Regions from separate parts of the Mus musculus genome. Here region 1 is linked to region 2. The links are chromatin contacts, found by Hi-C or POLR2A ChIA-PET in ENCODE. All regions are on one chromosome and are shown on one strand. The core of a region is the stretch at or near the end of the contact, and the rest is flanking DNA. Distances in the headings are between cores, read along the strand shown. Region 1 has its middle 28 kb from the start of Gm34640. Region 2 has its middle 25 kb from the start of Gm52069.

Region 1 (3,384 bases), core at 781-3,280, 39 kb after region 2:
TATATATATATATATATATATATATATCCTTCATTCTCTTCTATCTAGTGATAGGAGGTGAAACTGCAGGCATAAAGGGTGGGGGAAAAAAAGAGCCCACAAAGTAGCAAAGGCCAGCTACACTATCACTTCAGGGTAGATTAATGTAAACTTGCATTCCTTAGGGATGGTCCCTTGGCCCACTGGATTAACTCTCGATTGAAGAGACAACTGTATGTCTCTAGAAGTAGATTTTATTCCTTTGGCTAGAAGGCAGCATCATTCCTTTTATGGGTCTTCAATGTTATTGTAACAGGAGGGCAAGAGGACATTGGTGCAGGGCTCAGAGGAAAAATTAAGAGTTAGTAAGAGTAACATCTGTCTTAGGGTTTCATTGCTGGGGAGAGACACCATGATCAAGGAAACTCTTAGAAAGAGAACCATTTAACTGGGGCTGGCTTACAGTTTCTGAGGTTCAGTCCATTATCATCATGGCAGGAAGCAGGCAGACATGATGCTGGAGGAGCTGATAGTCCTATATCTAAAATCTCAGGCAGCAGGAGACAGTGTGCCACACTGGGTAGAGCTTGAGTATTGGAGACCTCAAAGCCCAACCCCACAGTGACACACTTCCTCCAATAAGGCCATACCTCCTAACAGTGCCAGCCCCTATGGCCAAGCAAGCACTCAAACCATACCTATTCAAACCACCACAACATCTCACAGGGACACAAGCACAGGACACAAATAGCATCTGCTAGAAACAAGGCACCAGAGCATCTGGCTCAGTTGACAGGTGAGACCCCTGCAGGCCAGACTGGGTGTCTGCTTCATATGCAGGTGTCATGGGAGGGGAATAATTGTGCATGAAGGTGCTGGAGGCAAGATGTGGCCTCTGGTCCACATCCTTTATGAATCTCCCTCTACTCCAGGCTCCTCAGTCACCTCTGACTACAGATCTTTCCACCTCCATTTTCTCAATGGGGTTGATAAATGGCACCAATTTGGGAAATCGGTTTTGGAAAATCGGTTAAGACTCCCGTCTATTGATAATACTGGCATAGATAAAATCAGACCAAGATTGATTCACATCCACTGGCAGGTTGCAGCACAGCAATCTGCCCTCCTTATGTACCGGTCCCTAAGATAAACATAGCTAATCAAACTCAGCATCCTTCCCTACTGATGCACAGGAATCTGCCCTCCTTCCGCATGGGTCCCCACAACAGACATAACTAATCAAACTCAGCATTCTTCCCTACTGACTTCTTAACAAGCTCTCCAGGCAGCCAATTAAAATGCACACGGCCGCTTAGGAAGAAGCTAATGCACCTAATGGTGCTGACTGCTATGAGGATCAGGCAGTAATAAGGGGAGAAGAGCAGTTTCCCAGTCCAAGAGCAAGAAGACAAAAGCCCAAAGCAGCTGAGCACCGAAGTACGAGGACCACTCCTACTCCGGATATCAGGAAGGCTTCCATTTGGTGGTGGAGTGGTTTGCAGCAACTCTTTGAGCAACAAAGAACCAACTCAACTTAGCTTCTGTACTCATTTCTATTTTTCCTTGTTCTTTCCTCTATCCAACCTGCTGCCCCGCACTGGTTTCCTTCATTAATGAAGCTTCCCTGTGTCAGGGCAAGCTGGCCACCCACTTGCACCCCACAGCTTAGCAAGGAAATCACTTCATAGTGAGCCTCTAACTCAGAGGCTCCAGTCCGGTGAGACATGACCTCTGCATGGATTCACACATCCTGCATATCAGACATTTACATTACAACTGGTAACAGTAGCAAAATTACAGTTATGAAGTAGCAACAAAATACTTTTATAGTGGTGGTGGTAGGGGGTCACCACAACCGGAGGAGCTGTATTAAAGGGTCACAGCATTGGGAAGGTTGAGAACCACTGCTCTAGCCGCATACCTGGGCCTGGGGTTGCCCAGGCCTCTTCTGAGGACTCCTGCTGCCCACCCTAGTGCTAGCAGTGCACAGTGAACGTGGTAGGGTTGCCCTCTGAAAAACAGGAAACAATGGCTGAAGCGGGAGGAGCTCAAGTGAGGACAGGCAGTTCTCAGATAAAGGTGACACCCCTGAACTCCGCCTCTGACTTCCAGCAGGAGTCGAGCAAAGCAGCCAGGGGGAGGAGCAGGGTCCGTGGCCTGCTGAGAGCAGCACGCTGCCTCCTCACTTCCCTTGGGAAAAGCTCAAGTTTTGCGAAGCAGTGCTGGGTGATGGGATCCTCCTCCTGAGAGACCAGCTCATCTCTGGAGGGAGTAGGTGACTCCATCTGCTCCCCACCCCTGTCTCGATGTATGTGAGTGTGTGTGTGTGTGTGTGTGTGTGTGTGTGTGTGTGTGTGTAGACAAGAGACTGAGAGAGAGAGACTGACTGAGACATCTATCCTAGTCCCTATGCCACTTGCCCATCTGCATTGCTGTCTTGCCTGGGCCCTGAGCCTTAGCTCGAGCAAGCAGTGATCTTCTTACATAGCCTTTCTGTTCTTGATTCTGGAAATGATGCGTTAAGTCTGTGCCTTGACATCTCCAAAATAAAGGACTGTAACTGGGATTGTAGGCCTCATAAACCCTTGCCTTCCCTACATGGCTTTTCACTGGGGTACTTTAGCAACAGAAATGAAACTGGAACACCTAGATATACACGAGTGCCTTGCAGACTTGTAAAAATATCTAACAATAGCGCTAACAGCTAAGAATCTTAAATAAAGACATTCTCCGTAAATGGCAAACGATGCTTTCATGGGTCATAAGATTGTTAAGTAAAAATGCCATTAGCAAGCAGAGGTTATAGCCATATGAGTTGTGGCTAGAGAGACTCCCAAAGCCTCATAAAGAATAAAGGATACTGCCACTGGTGTTAGTTAGGACTACACAGTAAGACCCTGTGGTTTGTCTGAATGAAAATAGCCCCCAGAGACTCATAAGGAGTAGCTTAATTGTAAGTGTGGCTTTGTTGGAGTAGGCGTGGCCTTGTTGAAGGAAGTGCGTCACTGGGAGGTGGGCTCAGTCCAGGCCTAGTGGCTCACTGTGTCCTCCTGCTGCCTATAGATCCAGATGTAGAACTCTCTGCTACCTCTCCAGCACCATGTCTGCCTGCTTGCTGCCATGCTTCCCACCATGACAATAACAGACTAAAGCTTTGAACTGTAAAAAAGCCCCAGTTAACTGTTGTCCTTGATAAGAGTTTCTATGGTCATAGTGTCTCTTCACAACAATTGAAATCCTAACTAAGACAGACCCCATCGCTGAAGACCCCACATGCTTTGGATAGAAGACATGGAGAAATCAGGTTGGGACCAAGCTGGAAGCTGCCTCTTTATTGGCTGGCCTTTATAGCACTAGAGGATGCTAGTTCTGGTCAGCTATGGACTCTTCACTAAGAAATATAAA
Region 2 (3,735 bases), core at 457-2,956:
GTGAGAATGCCCAATTGCAGAGTACAAGTCTGACAGTATCTGATGACATTTTATAAAACTTTCATGCCTCCTTGTTAACCACTTTAGTTCTACAAATCAATCCCATGGAAATATGCTCTCTGGCTTCTCCCATGCGAGCCGTGTGAACTGAGTATGTTGGGGAAGCAGGTAAGGGACTGGGGTGGCAGAGAGGTTGGAGGACGTTCCCAGAGGATGGCGAGATATTTCCTAGCAAAAGATAATAGGCATGCACTGTTATAGGAGTAATCAAAGACATTAGAACGCAAGTCCTTTAGTATTTTTTAAAGTCTTGCAAAATAGACATATTGGTACATTTCAGTTGACTGTCACAGTGTGCACTAAGCAGAGAAGAAAGGCTGCCACTGGGCACTAAGACCGACGCTGGCCTGAGGTTTACTTTTTCCCCTCTTTTCTGTTTCTCGAACTCAGGACATGTTCATTGCTATTGAAAAATAATTCTACAGTAGAGCACAATAGTACTTACTTTTGTTCTTAGCACTCAGGAAGCAGAGACCTCTGTAAATCTGAGGTTGAAGAGATAAAGTGTCCTAAAGTAATGAAGACCTAAGTTCAATCCCCAGTGTCTGCATAAAAAAGCTGGGTGCAACAACCGGTGATCACTTGTAACCCAGAACTGGAGAGACACAGACCAGCAGATCTCTTGGGGCTCACTGGCAGGCAGCCTGGCCTAGCCTCAGGCCAATGAGAGACTCCTATCTCACATCTCCTTGTCAGGCCTGCGCCAGGGTTTGCAATCCCAGCTCCGGACCAGAGAGGAACGGCAGTACTGTGAAGTGACACCAGAGAGCAGCATTGCCTGCAAGATCTCAAGGCTGATGCTAGATGCTTCCAGGAGCTGCCTGCTGGTGGCAAGAGGCTGCAGGCTAGTCCCAAGCTTAAGCAGGTGGTCCTAAAGGCTTGGAAGAAAGACACAATTCCCCCAGCAGTAGCTATTGCTGTTGTTGGAGTCCGTGGGCAGGATGGAATCCTCCCCATGTGCATTTCTTTGGGGTACATTGTAAAAGGGGGTCTTCAGCGAAAGTAAGAGAAAGGCATGGTCACACCCCAGACTAAGGTGGGCAGGGCTCTGCCCTTGACCTCTGTGCCACCAGAGCTGATGGTATTCCAGGAGCTCAGAGAATGAGCATTGAACTTTTTGTGAAAGGGGACAGAGTGGGAGTGCCCCCAGCAAGCCTTTTGAGCCATCCCCAATGGGCGCGGAGATCACCAGGAAGGGAAACTATGCCAAGACCTAGAGATCAGAGCAGCATGCAGCAGCTTAGGAAAAAGCCCACGAATCCCGGTCCTGGGAGCTCTGAGCACCTGAGACGGCACGGCTTCAGCCTCAACCCTGGGCTTCCTTCACAGCCTGGCGCTGCCACTGCTTCGGTGAGCCTCTTCTCAGAGCCTATCTCCTCATCTTTAATATGGGCCAATCTGTTCCACTGAGCAGTCTGAACATTAATATTCCCAGGGAACCCTGGGCCAGTGGCCTGTTTGTGTCCCCCAATCCCTTGGCCTTTTCCTCTATAATAACATCTAAATGGAAAAGCTCCCACGCTGCTTCCAGGAGCTTCGTTTGGGTGGTCCCGGAAAGCCATCCTGCTGCCTTCAGGGCCAGGAGCGTAGATCCAACAGGGCTGACAGCAGTCACCAGCCAGGCTCTGTTCTCATCCCTTTTTCTAGTAGACTGTGCGCTACTCTGATAATGAAAATGCTGACTACAGAAGCAGTGGCTCTGACAAAGATGGTAATATGAGAGAACAGCCTTTTAAAACTAAAAATAGAGAGGAAAATACCGGTTCTATTGAAATAAGAACGGGCCCAACCCCGTGGTACGGACTCTGAATAACAATTTCAGATGAGGAAGGAAGGGCTGGGAATCCACTTTCAGAGAGGAGCCATGTGGGGTGAGGAAGGGTGAGAAGCTTTAAGGGGACTGTGGGGGTGAGGACAGAGAAAGTGGAACAGGCCAGGAGACATCAAAGAAGGTGGTGGTGGTGCTGGTGGTGGGAGCTGGTAGTGGTCGTAATGGAGGAGGAGGGAAAGGAGAAGGAGGAGGAGGAGGGCAGAGAGGAGGACAGAGAGGTGGAGGGAGGAGGATAGAGTGGAGGAGGAGAAAGATGGAGAAGAGAAGGGGAGAAGGATGAAGAGGAGAAGGGGAGGAGGAAGGAGAGGTGGAGGAGGAGGAGGACAGAGAGGAGGATGGAGAAGAGGAGGAGAAGGAGGTGATGAGGAGGAAGAGGAGGAGGGAGAGGGAAATGAAGCCCCTACGTGAAGTAGGGTTGCTACAGAGGAAAAGGCAGTGTGCTGTGAACTTAGCGTGAGAAACAAAGGAATCTCCACGTGCTTAGAGTCTCCCAGCAAAATCTGGAGGAGGCAGGTCCAATTCCATCCATCTGAGAACAGAGCCAGAGGTTGGGGAGGTGTGATCTGGAGGGACAAGGACAGAGACTGACAGCAATGGGACATCACTGAAAGTTGACTGAGCATTAGAGCACTCGCTGTTTGAGTATGTAGACAGCACGCATTTTTAATCCCAAGTTTCATTCCAAGTTCATTTGAGAGGGAATTAAAGGGGTCGTGTCCATTAAAGGGGTCTTGTCCTCCGGTCCCTTCCAAACCTCTCTCAGTGAGAGCTTAGGCTGGGGACTGGAATTTTTAAGCACTGGGAGCCTATTTTAAGATGCATCTCTGGCTGAGAACTTCTAGTAACAGGAACGTACCAGAAATCGTTCCGTGGTTCTGGCAATGCTAGGAAGCAGATTAAGGCCCACACAGTTGCACTCTGTCCAGCACAGTGCAGAGCTTACTAACATGTGTTCTCTCTCATGTAGTTCTCGCCCATCAATGAGCCCCATTGTGCAGAAATTCAGCTTATTCCTCCCTAGAGAACACTTCATTTCATCCCTCATGAGCCCTGTGAATGACTTTAGAAATGGCCACCTCGCAGGTGGGGGAATCACAACAAGTAAAAGACCCACCAGCCACCATGACACAGAGAGAGCTCTGAGCAGAGTACCCTGCCCACCACACTGGTGCCTGCCACAGTCACCTCCTCCCAGGCCCAGCCCTCAGCCTACCTTCTGCCAGTGTCCAGATGGACAGGGCCAGTCTCTGTTCCCATGTTAAACATCAAGATATCCTGAAAGCTGGGCGTGGTGGCGCATGCCTTTAATCCCATCACTTGGGAGGCAGAGGCAGGTGAATTTCTGAGTTCAAGGCCAGCCTGGTCTACAGAGTGAGTTTCCAGGACAGCCAGGGCTATACAGAGAAACCCTGTCTCAAAAAACCAAAAAAAAAAAAGATATCCTGAAGCTGCCCAAGGCAGGCAGCAGATGTCCCTAAAGCCACGGCTCATCATCGAGCTTTGAAAATGCACTTCAGAGAGGGTTTCAGATACAGGGTCGGCTGCTTGAAGTATCAGGTGCTGTCTGGAGCCCCACAGTGGGCTCTATTATGCCTGTGAATGACTTTAGAAATGAGTTCTTTGGTCTTTGGTGGACTTCAGTGTAAGGTTTCTTTTCTCCCTGTGAGGGGCTTATTCTGGTACATTGACGTTCCCTGCCTGTTGCTGCATAACAAACCATTACACTCACTTCTTTCAAGAAGATTCTACTCCAGATCCTGCAGCTGGCCGGGCTTTGCCTCTCCTGCTCTCACCCAGACTCAGGTGAGGAGCTGCATGTGGTTGCTGGGAAGCCAGATAGGTCT

The links. A loop is a pair of places that touch in the nucleus more often than their neighbours do. ChIA-PET counts read pairs that join two places held with the same protein, here RNA polymerase II (POLR2A).
Region 1: a loop to region 2 is called in a map of mouse embryonic stem cell, with 2.1 times the contacts of the local background. The contact joins two enhancer-like sites. A Hi-C loop is called at or near these places in 2 of 37 maps with a recorded cell type or tissue (heart and mouse embryonic stem cell). POLR2A ChIA-PET finds 5 or more read pairs at or near these places in 2 of 5 experiments (both embryonic stem cell).

What each region holds. Positions count from the first base shown.
Region 1 is chr13:54,151,826-54,155,209 of GRCm38, forward strand. No RefSeq gene overlaps it. Among named protein-coding and RNA genes, the nearest start is that of Gm34640, 28 kb to the right of the region's middle. Within about 2 kb of position 2,031, at least 1 of the 3 ENCODE cell types and tissues checked has a DNase peak (open chromatin) inside an H3K27ac peak, as active enhancers do.
Region 2 is chr13:54,113,170-54,116,904 of GRCm38, forward strand. No RefSeq gene overlaps it. Among named protein-coding and RNA genes, the nearest start is that of Gm52069, 25 kb to the left of the region's middle. Within about 2 kb of position 1,707, at least 1 of the 3 ENCODE cell types and tissues checked has a DNase peak (open chromatin) inside an H3K27ac peak, as active enhancers do.